3 separate regions of the Homo sapiens genome follow, and regions 1 and 2 are each linked to region 3. The links are chromatin contacts, found by Hi-C or POLR2A ChIA-PET in ENCODE. All regions are on one chromosome and are shown on one strand. Each heading gives the region's core, a stretch centred on a gene start or an enhancer-like site at or near the end of the contact. The rest is flanking DNA. Distances are from core to core; before and after follow the strand shown.

Evidence for each region. Hi-C counts contacts between places; a loop is a spot of excess contacts on that map. ChIA-PET counts read pairs that join two places held with the same protein, here RNA polymerase II (POLR2A). Pooled maps may share reads with other maps.
Region 1: a map of Caco-2 shows a loop between it and region 3 (4-fold over the local background). The contact joins two enhancer-like sites. A Hi-C loop is called at or near these places in 1 of 168 maps with a recorded cell type or tissue (Caco-2) and 2 of 50 pooled maps. POLR2A ChIA-PET finds 5 or more read pairs at or near these places in 2 of 52 experiments (BJ and activated naive CD4-positive, alpha-beta T cell).
Region 2: a pooled map shows a loop between it and region 3 (2.6-fold over the local background). The contact joins two enhancer-like sites. A Hi-C loop is called at or near these places in 1 of 37 single-sample maps with no recorded cell type and 2 of 50 pooled maps. POLR2A ChIA-PET finds 5 or more read pairs at or near these places in 1 of 52 experiments (WTC11).

Annotation. Positions count from the first base shown.
Region 1 is chr18:23,077,132-23,081,129 of GRCh38, forward strand. No RefSeq gene overlaps it. Among named protein-coding and RNA genes, the nearest start is that of CABLES1, 56 kb to the right of the region's middle. Within about 2 kb of position 1,665, at least 3 of the 41 ENCODE cell types and tissues checked have a DNase peak (open chromatin) inside an H3K27ac peak, as active enhancers do.
Region 2 is chr18:23,223,469-23,227,698 of GRCh38, forward strand. The region is part of intron 4 of CABLES1 (Cdk5 and Abl enzyme substrate 1); the gene reads left to right. Among named protein-coding and RNA genes, the nearest start is that of CABLES1, 90 kb to the left of the region's middle. RefSeq lists an enhancer at 3,185-3,284. Within about 2 kb of position 2,248, at least 9 of the 41 ENCODE cell types and tissues checked have a DNase peak (open chromatin) inside an H3K27ac peak, as active enhancers do.
Region 3 is chr18:22,812,265-22,816,485 of GRCh38, forward strand. The region is part of intron 2 of RBBP8-AS1 (RBBP8 antisense RNA 1); the gene reads right to left. All of the region lies in intron 1 of LOC124904263 (a long non-coding RNA gene), which reads left to right. Among named protein-coding and RNA genes, the nearest start is that of RBBP8, 120 kb to the right of the region's middle. Within about 2 kb of position 1,912, at least 2 of the 41 ENCODE cell types and tissues checked have a DNase peak (open chromatin) inside an H3K27ac peak, as active enhancers do.

The DNA.
Region 1 (3,998 bases), core at 415-2,914, 260 kb after region 3:
TTTGTATTTTTCGTAGAGACGAGGTTTCACCATGTTAGCCAGGATGGTCTCGATCTCCTGACCTCATGATCTGCCCACCTCAGCCTCCCAAAGTGCTGGGATTACAGGCTTGAGCCACCGTGCCCGGCCGCCACTAGCTAACTCTTGATCTGTAAAGCTAATTAACTGAGTATTTATCAGAGTGGGGAAAGAAAAAGGAATTTGAAGGGAGTGACAATAAAATTAATTTAAATATCGTAAATCCAATTCAGTAAATCCTTTCACTCAAGAGAAGTGAAGGCAGTGTTTCCAGGACACAGACAGGTATGCTTTGTGCACATGTGCTTCCCACTCCAGAAAGCAAGCCTGGCGTCCATGATCTTATGGTGTGTGGAGGGGATATCAACAAACTGGCTGCTCAGGAGCAGGGACCATTCCCAGCCTGGCATGTGTGTAAGTGAGAAAAGCAGGGGGCACCAGAGTCACAGGTTAAAAAAGTGGTTCAGCTTCCTGGAGCACTACTCTTCTGAAACAGAACGTAAATATTTGCATGCATTTTTTCAGACAAAATACACTACTTCAAAGAACTTTCTGGCATGCCATATTCCATCTCTAGCTGGGCCTCCAGTTCCGCAGGGACTGTATACTCTGTTCTGCCAAGGAGGGCTCTGGGGGAAGAGCTGGTGGTGCCCTGGAGTAGGAGAAAGATCACTGGACCAGGAGGCAGCGCGGGGAATGGCTGAGGTCTAGGTTCCATCCCCTCTGCTCCTCTAACCCCTTCTACTGTCACTAAAGGCACTATCTCAGCTCCTGCACTTAGCATGGCTTCCCTAAGTTACCCCAGCAGCCACCCAAGAAGGTGGCTAAGAAAGAAGCACTTCCTTCTTTCACGTAGAGTGATCTTTTGAAACCAAATTGACTCAGGCTAGAAACCTTCCATGAGTCCCTCTGGCTTCTGGAGTAAAGTCCCTGGCACAAGGCCCCTCACAGCCCAACTCCCAATGAAGGCTTTGCTATTCCACCACTCCCCATGCACCCCACATCCCTCAGCTCCCTCCCTGTTCTCCTCGCTTTTCCTGGTGCAGCTCCATCTGCCTTGTTCCCCAGTCCACTCCACCCAGGGAACCTTGGCTCACCCCTTGAGACCTCATTCATAGCCCTCCCGAGTAGGATGTGTTCCATCTCAACAAAGCAAGGTCCCCACGTTAACTGGCAGCCCTGGTTATCAGTGCGTGCTGACTGCAATTGTGTTTATTCCCTTTTCTTTTTCTTTTCCTTTTTTTTTTTTTGAGATGGAGTTTTACTCTTGTTGCCCAGGCTGGAGTGCAATGGCGTGATCTCGGCTCACCGCAATCTCCGCCTCCCGGGTTCAAGCGATTCTCCTGCCTCAGCCTCCCAAATAGTTGGGATTGCAGGCATGCACCACCATGCACGGCTAGTTTTGTATTTTTAGTAGAGATGGGGTTTCTCCATGTTGGTCAGGCTGGTCTCGAACTCCTGACCTCAGGTGATCCACCTGCCTTGGCCTCCCAAAGTGTTGGGATTACAGGCGTGAGCCACCACGCCTGGCCGTTATTCCCTTTTCTAGTTGGCAGAGAAAACCTCAAGAAGCTCTTTTGAAACTAAATCTCAGCAGATTTTTATTTCCAAACAGAATTAAAACAGGAAGTGAGAGTCAAAGTGTGCTCCACTGTGACAAAAGTCACATTAGGAAATCAAAGTGTCCTCATCTCTTAGGAAGCTCAGGTCTCCTTAGGGGCACAGTGAAATTCCCAGGCTTCCATCTGAGAGTCTATGGAAACTCACTTCAAGAGGTTCTCACTGGTGTTTGATTTTACTCCGAGGCAGGGCAAAATGTTTCATGGTTTTGAACGTGAAGAAAGTTCCTGCAGAGGCAAAGTCAGACAGGGTCAACTGCAGGGGCTGCAGAGAGCCAGGCTGGGGGCCAGCTAGAGTTAGAAGAGACTTCAGTGTTTCCTTCAATTAAAAAAAAAAAAAAAAGCCCTTTTGTAGAGGAAGTCCTGTGTCTCCAAGCAAGTTCTAACTTCACTAAAAAAAGCTTAGCTAAGCTCCGCCAACTGATTCGGTCTTTTTCCACAGAGAGGGAGAAGAGGGATGGCTGTTTTCTCTCAACTCCAGAGGAGAGTGAGTGAGGAATGAATTGTTTGTCTTCCACATAGCAAACCAAACTGGAGTCATTTTTACCCGAATGTATCAGTGGAAACCAAACTGGCGTCACTACAAAATTCCCAAGTCTCTTGCTGCTTCTGGGTTTATTCCTTGTTGTCAATGTTGTTTATTTTGTTCTTCCCACAAGTTGCAATGAATAATGTTGAATAAATGAATGAATAATGAATAATAAGAATGAATAATAAGTGAATGAATGAACACAAAACAGAAACTAACAAACTATCCAGGAAGCACAGAGATGTGTCATAGCCAGCAGAGAAAGGCTAAAAGACCTCAAGTTGTTTTCTGCCATTCTTACAAAGATGCTAATTATTATTATTATTATTTTTGAGATGGAGTCTTGACCCGTCACTCAGGCTAGAGTGCAGTGGGGCGATCTCGGCTCACTGCAAGCTCTGCCTCCCGGGTTCACGCCATTCTCCTACCTCGGCCTCCTGAGTAGCTGGGACTACAGGCACCCGCCACCACTCCTGGCTAATTTTTTGTATTTTTAGTAGAGACGGGGTTTCACCGTGTTAGCCAGGATGGTCTCGATCTCCTGACCTCGTGATCCACCTACCTCGGCCTCCCAGAGTGCTAGGATTACAGGCGTGAGCCACCACAACCGGCCGATGCTAATATTTTATCCGAACTCTACTTACAGCTCAAATTTTCGTTTTGTCATTCATCATTTATCTATTCATCTGGTACTTACTGAGTTGTTATATGTGAGGCATTGCATTAAAAGTCACCCAGGCTGGGTGCAGTGGCTCACGCCTGTAATCCCAGTATTTTGTGAGGCCAAGGCAGGAGGATCACGAGATCAGGAGATCGAGACCATCCTGGCTAACACAGTGAAACTCCATCTCTACTGAAAATACAAAAAATTAGCTGGGCGTGGTGGCGGGTGCCTGTAGTCCCAGCTACTCGGGAGGCTGAAGCAGGAGAATGGCGTGAACCCGGGAAGTGGAGCTTGCAGTGAGCCGAGATGGTGCCACTGCACTCCAGCCTGGGTGACAGAGTAATACTCCATCTCAAAAATAAAAAGAAAAAAGTAATCAGATATATAAAAAAACTTGGAATAAACAAAAAAAAATTACTGGTGTCTCCAGTGGAAAACAATGTGTTGCTTAGAGCACACTGTTCTAGATTATTTAATTTCAGCTATTTATTGTCTTTGAGCTATTTTATAACTTTTTTTTTGAGACAGGATCTCGCTCTATCACTCAGGCTACAGCGCTGTGGTGCAAACACAGCTCACAGCAGCCTCCACCTTCCAGGCTCTGGTAGATCGTCTCGCCTCTGCCTCCTGAGTAGCTGGGACTACAGGCGTGTGCCACAATGCCTGGCTAATTTTTACATTTTTCATAGAGATGGGGTCTTGCTGTGTTGCCCAGGCTTGTCTCAAACTCCTGGGCTCAAGCAGTCCCCCACCTTGAGCCCACCAAAGTACTGGGATTACAGGCATAAGCCACCTTGTCCAGCCTATTTTAACTTTTAAGTTGTCAAATACTGATAGCAATGCAAAATAATTCTTGTCTCTAGACGTAAATTCTGTTTGGTGGTGGTTGAATTGACTCCCTCTGCTCATACCCATTAATCTCCCCCACCTCAACCTGCCTTTGGAAAGAGCGAAGTTCACATCTATTTATAAATTTATTTCAACATTTATTTTATTTTATTTTGTTTTTGAGATGGAGTCTCACTCTGTCACCCAGACTGGAGTATAGTGGTGCAATCTCGGCTCACTGCAACCTCTACCTCCTGGGTTCAAGCAATTCTCCTGCCTCAGCCTCCCAAATAGCTGGGATTACAGGCACCCACTACCGTGCCTGGCTAATTTTTATATT
Region 2 (4,230 bases), core at 998-3,497, 410 kb after region 3:
TCGGGAGGCTGAGGCAGGAGAATCTCTTGAGCCCGGGAGGTGGAGGTTGCAGTGAGCCGAGATCTCGCCATTGCATTCCAGCCTGGGCAACAGAATGAGACTCCGTCTCAGAAAAAAAAAAAAAAAAAAAAGTTGGCGGGGGGGCATTTTTCCCAAGCTCGGTTCTGTAGAGAGTGGGATGCTCTATCCTGTCCCTGGAGCCCCTCTCTGTGTCTAGGGTGGACTGAAGCCCCTGCCTGCATCCTCTCCGCCACCACCCACCCGCACTCATCCACACACAATCTACTCCTTATTGCCAGGCCCTTCTGAAGCCCAGCATGGCCATCTCTAATCAGGTGCATGTGTTAGGAAGCTGTCAGGACTTACTGGCATGCATTGAATAAAGACTGGGTATGGGTTGTGCCCACGCCTTTCAAATAACACAGCTGTTGATCCCAGAGTCCCACTAATCATTACCAGGGATAGATTGCACGGCCACTTCTGCTTGGGGTGGCCCTGAGCTAATTCATTAAAGGGTATGTGAAGTGGAAGATAGTTAAGGTAAAGGTAATGCCAGACCAAAAATGAGTTCCGTAGTAAGGAGCACTCTTCAGCTCAAATATAGTCTTTTAAAGCTGGAAGGAACTTGGAGACTGTCGGCTTCCACTTTTTTTTTTTTTTTTTTAAGCTGAAGAAGCCATTCTTCCAGTATCAGTTTACATAGAATTCCAATAAATAAAACAGCTAAACAGAGAGCTCTTCTGGAGAATCAGGAATGGGCACAAGTAGCCCATTCATCCCCACTCCTGCCATCCACCTCCTTTGGTGCCTCCATTAGGAAAACCACAGCCCTTACCCATCCTTGCTGTCGTGTACCCATGGGCACCGGCGGCCAGGGAGGCAGTGTGGTGCTTGGGAACGAGCTGGCAGGCAGAAGCCTCAGTCCTGGGAAATGAACTAGCCTTACTGACCCCAGCTTCACTCCTCCGTAAAAGGACTATAATGTCCACCTCAGGGAGATGAATGAAATAGTAAATGAAATATTATATGTGAAAGCTGTAGTAGATATTCATTAAGCATTAGTTTCACTTCCATTTTTGTCCAGTCACAGAGCTTTTTTTTTTTTTTTTTTTTTTTTGGAGACAGAGTCTCTCTCAGTTGCTCAGGCTGGAGTGCACTGGCGGGGTCTCGGCTCACTGCAAGCTCCGCCTCCTGGGTTCACGCCATTCTCCTGCCACAGCCTCCTGAGTAGCTGGGATTACAGGTGCCCGCCACTACACCCGGCTAATTTTTTTGTATTTTTAGTAGAGACGGGGTTTCACCATGCTAGCCAGGATGGTCTCGATCTCCTGACCTCGTGATCTGCCTGTCTCAGCCTCCCAAAGTACTGGGATTACAGGCGTGAGCCACCGCACCCGGCCTTCTTTTTCTTTCTTTTTGAGAAAGGTCTCACTGTATTGCCCAGGCTGGAGTGCAGTAGTGCAATCTCAGCTCACTGCAGCCTTGACCTCCCAGGCTCAAGCGATCCTCCTACCTCAGCTTCCTGCGTAGCTGGGATGACAGGCATGCACCACCACGCCCAGCTAATTTTTGTATTTTTTGTAGAGTCGGGTTTCACCATGCTGCCCAGGCTGGTCTCAAAATCCTGGGCTCAAGCCATCCTCCCACCTCGGCCTTCTAAAGTGCTGGGATTACAGGTGTGAGCCACCGTGCCCGGCCATCACAGAGCTATTATGTTGCTCTTTCTAGATCTACTTGAACTTAGCAGTTCCCAGTCAGGTTCACAGTGAGTTTGTCAGTGGTGCAATTCTACAAATAATGGATTCACCTTGAGATCTGCTTTTATTCAGTCTTTTTTTCCTCAATAGTACATGTTTCTTAAAGACTATTTGAAAAATGTATAAAAGTAAAAGGAAGATAACAATTATTGAGCCTCACCTCCTAAACAAAGCCACCATTTACATTTTGGTCTATTTCCTTCCAGTCTTTTTTTTTTTTCTTAATGCATACACTTTATGGAACGTGAGGAGACCATTGTTTTGCTTTGATCTTTCTTGCTAAATCCTACCTTTCAAAACAAGCCCATTACAGAGAAGAGGAACAGATGTTGCCCAGCTTTTTCACTGTAACTGTAACATCAAACCTTCCCATAGCTGTAAACACTCTTCTCAGATGAAGCTTGTAAATTATGCCATTTTCTGGGAAGAGTCCCAGCCTTAAACCAGCTCCTTTTTCCTCAACTAACACTTGCCAAGGCCAGCCTGAATCTTTCTGCCTTTTATCCACATTAGTCACGGCCTTCTCTTTTCTAGTGTGGATTTGTGGTTTGGCTTGGTGACCCTCAGCTCACAAAATGAGTTGCAAGCAACTTTCTCAACTTTCCTAAATAGGCAGACCCCACTTAGTAAACAGCTTGTCCAACACTTCTATCCAAGACCACTTCTCTTCCCCTCGCTTTCCAGCCCCCATTGTGGGCTACTGTGCCACCGCCATAGGGCCAGGAGTGGGAAACCTGGGCCCTGCAAAGGAATTTATGGATTTACATGTAGAGAGAGGGAAGGAATTGTGAAAAACAGGAATAGCTTAGGGGAAAGGGTCCTGGAGTCCTAAGAAGGAAAGGGAAGTTCAGAGAAGAAGGTGAAATAATACAAACTTGACCTTTAAAGTGTTACTCAGCTGGGCACAGTGGCTCATGCCTGTAATCCCAGTACTTTGGGAGACCGAGGTGGGCGGATCACAAGGTCAGGAGTTCAAGACCAGCCTGGCCAACATAGTGACACCCCATCTCTACTAAAATTACAAAAATTAGCCGGGCATGGTGGCATGTGCCCGTAGTCCCAGCTACTCGGGAGGCTGAGGCAGGAGAATTGCTTGAACCTGAGAAGTGGAGGTTGCAGTGAGCCAAGATCGTGCCATTGCACTCCAGCTTGGGCAACAGAGTGAGACTTCATCTCAAAAAAAAAAAAAAAAAGTTCCTGAGGGTCAAGCCTGGACCAGGAAACCAAGAGGAGAGACTCAACTTCCTCCTATTTTTTTACCCTCATACACCCTCTGACCTTTTGCTTCTATGACCCGAGCTCTTGTTTTTGCTTTTGGGCTGATTCAGTTACATTATAGGCTCAGAGAGCCTTGGGTAGGCTAATCTCCACTTACTGCATCAATGAAAAATGCATTCTGAGTTCCAACTTGCCAGCCCAGGAGCTTCTAGAGCACGACCCACTGGTGAGTGAGAGACTGCAGGTGTTGTATGGAGAACTAGTCCTAGAATTGTCCCTATGCATAAGGGAACCGACACCAGCCACCAAGTGCTCTTTACTTCCTGAGATCTGGATGTGGGTTGGTATTTCTGTACACATGGATCCGACCAGAAGAAAGTAGGAGAGAACCTAGTAAACTTGAGATTGGAGGTTATGTGAAATCACCAAACTAGATGATTCCAGCAAAAAGAGTTTCTGTGATGTGTGTGTAGGTTCACACCCCTTAAGATAACCATACTTGACTGTATGATAGTCGCAGGAGTCACTTACTTACTACAGATGCATCAGAGACCATGTGATGAAGAAGATGGCTTCCCAGTGGAGTTGCAAGGTGCCTCTGGGGGGTGTGTTTTTAAATTGTCAACAGCTTCCACATGGTGTTTATATCCTTAACTTTTGGCATTGGGGGCATTCAGATGAGGTCATCCGCTTGGGTCCATTTCCTGAGTGTTGATCATTTTGCGACACAGAGAACAGCGTCTTCTATTCTTAGAGCCTTCAAGCCTAAATGCTCCCTGCCTGGCTCCAGGCCCATGCCCCCTTCCTCCCCACCCACTTTCCCCAGAAAATTTTTGTTGTGGAAAATTACACATTCACAAATTGTGTTTCTTTCCTCACACCAAGCATATTCCCACACAGAGACAGATTCTGGAATGATCTCATGGATGACTCATGCCATTATCTGGCTGTTTATAGGAGCTGCCTTTAGACAAAGATTTGGTCATAAGCTACGTTAAGACCCCTTCATTGTCTGCCAGTTGCCCTTGCAGGGGATGGCTTATGGCTTATCGATGGAGTCCTGAGTGGGAGTGGGAAGGGACTTCTAGACTAAAAGCTGCTTTTGACTTCACTTTTGTCCATCAACTGTGGACCCTGTTCCATTGTCTCTGAACTCTGGAGGCACCTTCTGCTTGATGTCAGCAAGCAGGCCTGGTCCAAGATGGCAGCTGCACTGTATCGGAAGGGCAACAAACGGGACTCTTAAGCTAAGGGG
Region 3 (4,221 bases), core at 662-3,161:
CTATTTGTAAGTCTCTAAGAACTTGCTTTATGAATCTGGGTGTTCCTGTATTGGATGCATATATATTTAGGATAGTTAGCGCTTCTTGTTGAATTGATATCTTTACCATTATGTAATGGTCTTCTTTGTCTCTTTTGATCTTTGTTGGTTTAAAGTCTGTTTTATCAGAGACTAGGATAGCAACCCCTGCCTTTTTGTTTGCTTGGTATATATTCCTGCATCCCTTTATTTTGAGCCTATGTGTGTCTCTGCACGTGAGATGGGTTTCCTGAATACAGCACACTGATGGTTCTTGACTCTTTATCCAATTTGCCAGTCTATGTCTTTTAATTGGAGGATTTAGCCCATTTACATTTAAGGTTAATATTGTTATGTGTGAATTTGATCCTGTCATTATGATGTTAGCTGGTTATTTTGCTTGTTAGTTGATGCATAATGTAAATGTTATGTATTATGTGCCTAATCATCTGCTGGTTCAGTTTTTTAATATTTGGATTATTTAGTATCTGGTTTTGTTTAACGGAACAGGACTGTGGTCAGAACAATGGCATGGTCAACCGGGATGCCCTCCTTCTGCAAGATAGGGAAGGGCGGGTGCTACATGACTGTGGGAACCAGGTGTCTGGCAATTGGGATGGTAACTGTCAAGAAATGCAAGTGTCTGAGGCTTTACCCTACTGGCAAGCTAACTTGTTTTATGGATGCTGTTAGAAGATGCAAGATTCCTGGATCAGGGAAAAGGATTTTATTACCTAAGCCACAGGAAGCAGCATGAACTTCATGCTTGCATCAGTTTCCCTTGCCCATCAGGTCACACAGGGGCAAAGTAGAGATTCCCAGGTTGGTGCTGTATACACTATGGGTTTCTATCACAGTTGAGTAATCTCAAGCTTAGGAAACCCAAATCTTATAATGGGCTGCAAGCAAACCTGCTTAACCTTTGCTCCAGAGAGAGACATACTGAACAAAAGCAAAGCTCTACTCTGGAGGAAGACACTATCTCTTTTTTCCAAGACTTTTCACTATAAAACATCCTTGGAAAGGTTGTCTGGAACAAAGGGCTGTCAGTGCCTCTGTTCACTAGCTGTGCAAGAGATGTATGTAGAAGTAGAATTACCTTCAACAGTGACTTAGCAGGTTCTGAAAAAAAAACCTGGAGTCACGAAATATCAGCCCATTTTATCATTCATCTGCACCAAAAGAAAATGTTGGTGAAATTAAAATTTAAAAACCCAACTCTCTACTCCCTCCCTTTCAAAAAAATTTAAGCAAAGCATGCAGCCTGGTACACAGTAGGCATCCAACAAGTGCTGATACCCATTCTCAGGCTCCCCACACATATCCTCTCACATAATTTTGGTGCTCATTTATTCTTTTCTTTGACATATGCTCTTATTTTCATTGTTTTCATCTTTATAAAAAATATTGATGTTGCAATTATGATTCGCAAAGGAATATGTCCTAGATGACCATATTTATAACTTCCCCAAAGGTCCAAAGAACTTTTTTGGATGTTTTGTACTGGAGTTGGTCTTGAGTTTCTGCACATGTGATACACTAGGTGGTGCTAATTGACTGAGCTGAGCAGGGACACTCTTTGCAGCGACGTTAAAGACTAAACCTCACTGAATAGATGTTTTTACAGACGTCAATCAAAGGAGGAAATCTCAATTATTAATAACTGCACTTCTTGAAGATATAAAGAGAAAATGCTATTAATAACGATCATGGTCTTTTCCTTCCCAAATTATTTATAATTACCTGCTTTGCCAAGGACAGAATTCAGCTCTAATTCTGCAGACATTGTCAGGTAATTGTTACGTTCAAGAAAAGCTCTAGCCTGAGTGAAATCTCCTAAACTAGAAAGTTGCCTTTCCTGGAGGAGCAACAATATGGAGAAATGCTTTGTAGAGCAAGGCAGAATTTTCTTTCCAGACCCAGGCAAGCTCAGGCAAGAACCTAAGACTACAGCCAGGTGTAGGGGAAAAAAATTCCTCAGCTGGTCTAGATCAACAAACCACTAAATCACTAAACTAAAGGGCTCCTTTACTAATTTGTCTTACATGGTCAGAAACATAATTTCAAGAAAAAGAAAGTCTTTATTTGAATTTATTGTTCAGACTAAAAGCGAATTAACCAGCAGGTAATCCAGGGCCAATATGAAACATAAAGGAAGATTTATATGAATCATACTTCCTCTGCATTGTATTACAGGAGAAATATAGTTCTAATTTGTAAACGTTCAAAGCATTTCTGACCCTTAAATAACTCCGATTTATAAAAGTAAACACACAAGCCAGCTTTTACTGTCTTTGTCTTTTATGAGTGCCGATGCATTAGGCAGCATTCTTGCAATGCCACACCAATGTGCCCCTACCAAGTAAGGTCAAAATAATAACTGTTCCAATTCTTTTTGTTGTTTTTTTTATAGAGATGGAGGTCTCACCATGTTGCCCAGGCTGGTCTCCAGCTCCTGGGCTCAAGTAATCCTCTCACCTCAGCCTCCCAAAGTGCTGGGATTATAGGCATGAGCCATCACACCCAGCAACTGTTCCGATTCTCAATGACACCTCTGTCTAGTGGAAATCCCACACCAGGTCTTTAGTTCTCCATTATATAAGTCATGAAACTGTCTTTATGAATGGCTGCACCTGGAAGTTTGATGCCTGAAGGTTTTTTTATGTAAACTGGATTATATTTAAGTAAAGATATCCACCCCATAGCTGCAAAGGACTGTCATCAGTGAAAGGAGAAGTTAAAAAAAAATAGAAAAAAATATATATATAGGTAGATATAAATTATTGGTAATATTTTAGTTCTCGAATGAGTAGCATCCATTATATTCTAAAAGCATAAATAAGCAAATAAAATAAGAAGGCCATTCATGAAACAATGACAATAATATTTTATGAAGCAAGGACTATAATTAATCCAATTCTATGTACTTAAATAAATAAACAGAATAAGTCAAAGGTAGCATAACATTCCACATCCATGTGACCCAATGCCTAAACATCTGCCTGTAACTACTCAACTCAGTCCTGGGAAATAACGTGGGCAAAAATAATTCAGAATCAGGATGTCTGGTTCTCCCACATTGGTGGGAACTTGAGTGAGGAACAGTCACGCTGATAATCTTTTTTTTTTTTTTTTTTTTTTGATACAGAGTCTCGCTCTGTTGCCAGGCTGGAGTGCAGTGGTGCAATCTCGGCTCACTGCAACCTCTGCTTCCCAGGTTCAAGTGATCTTCCTGCCTCAACCTCCTGAGTAGCTGGGACTACAGGCACGTGCCACCACGCCCATCTGTATTTTTAGTAGAGACGGGATTTCACCATGTTGGCCAGGATGGTCTCGATCTCTTGACCTCGTGATCTGCCCGCCTTGGCCTCCCAAAGTGCTAGGATTACAGGCATGAGCCACTGCGCCCGGCTGCATGCTGATAATCTTACAAGGCTTCAGGTCAGAGTAAGGGGACAGGTGCCTCCTTCCTGAGGAATGAAAATGTGCAAGGATCAGAAGAAACATCAGAAGTCATGTCCTGGTGTTATGGGATCTTTGGGGTGTCAATTTTCTGGCCAGAAACCTCTGTGGCCACAGCACCTTTGCCCAAGCTCTTGTCCTGAATCCAGGAAGAATGAAGTATGCAGACAAGTGAAGGGTGAACAAGACAAAAATGAGCTTTACTGAGTGTTACAACAGCTCAGAGGAGACCTGCAGTGGGTAGCTCCTCTCTGTAGGCAGGTCATCTATGGAGTTTTCAGTTCTCAGCAGAGAGGTGGCCCTGGAGAGGATAGCTCCTCTCTGCAACTGGTCATCCTGATGTCTGCAGCTCTGCAGCTCTCCCCCAGAGAGGAGGCCCTGGAGATGACGGCTCCTCTCTGCCAGCAAGTCGTCTCTGCAGCTCTCAGCAGAGAGGATAACTCCTCTCTGCAACTGGTCATCCCATCATCTGCAGCTATCAGCAGAGAGAATAGCTCCTCTCTACAGCTGGTCGTCCCATCCTCTCTTTCTCTCCCCTCTTTGTTCCTCTGGCCATCCTCTGCCCTGCTCTGGCTGAGCCCAGGGCTTTTATGGACCTCAGAGGGGAGGAAGTGTGTGCCTATTGGTCCATGGGCAGCCATGGGTGGTCCAGAAGAGGCACCACGAGTCCCCACTCCCATCCACAGGACTGGCAGCCCAGATCCAAGCCTTCAGGCCCTTCCCAGCCTGAAGGTGGGGCCT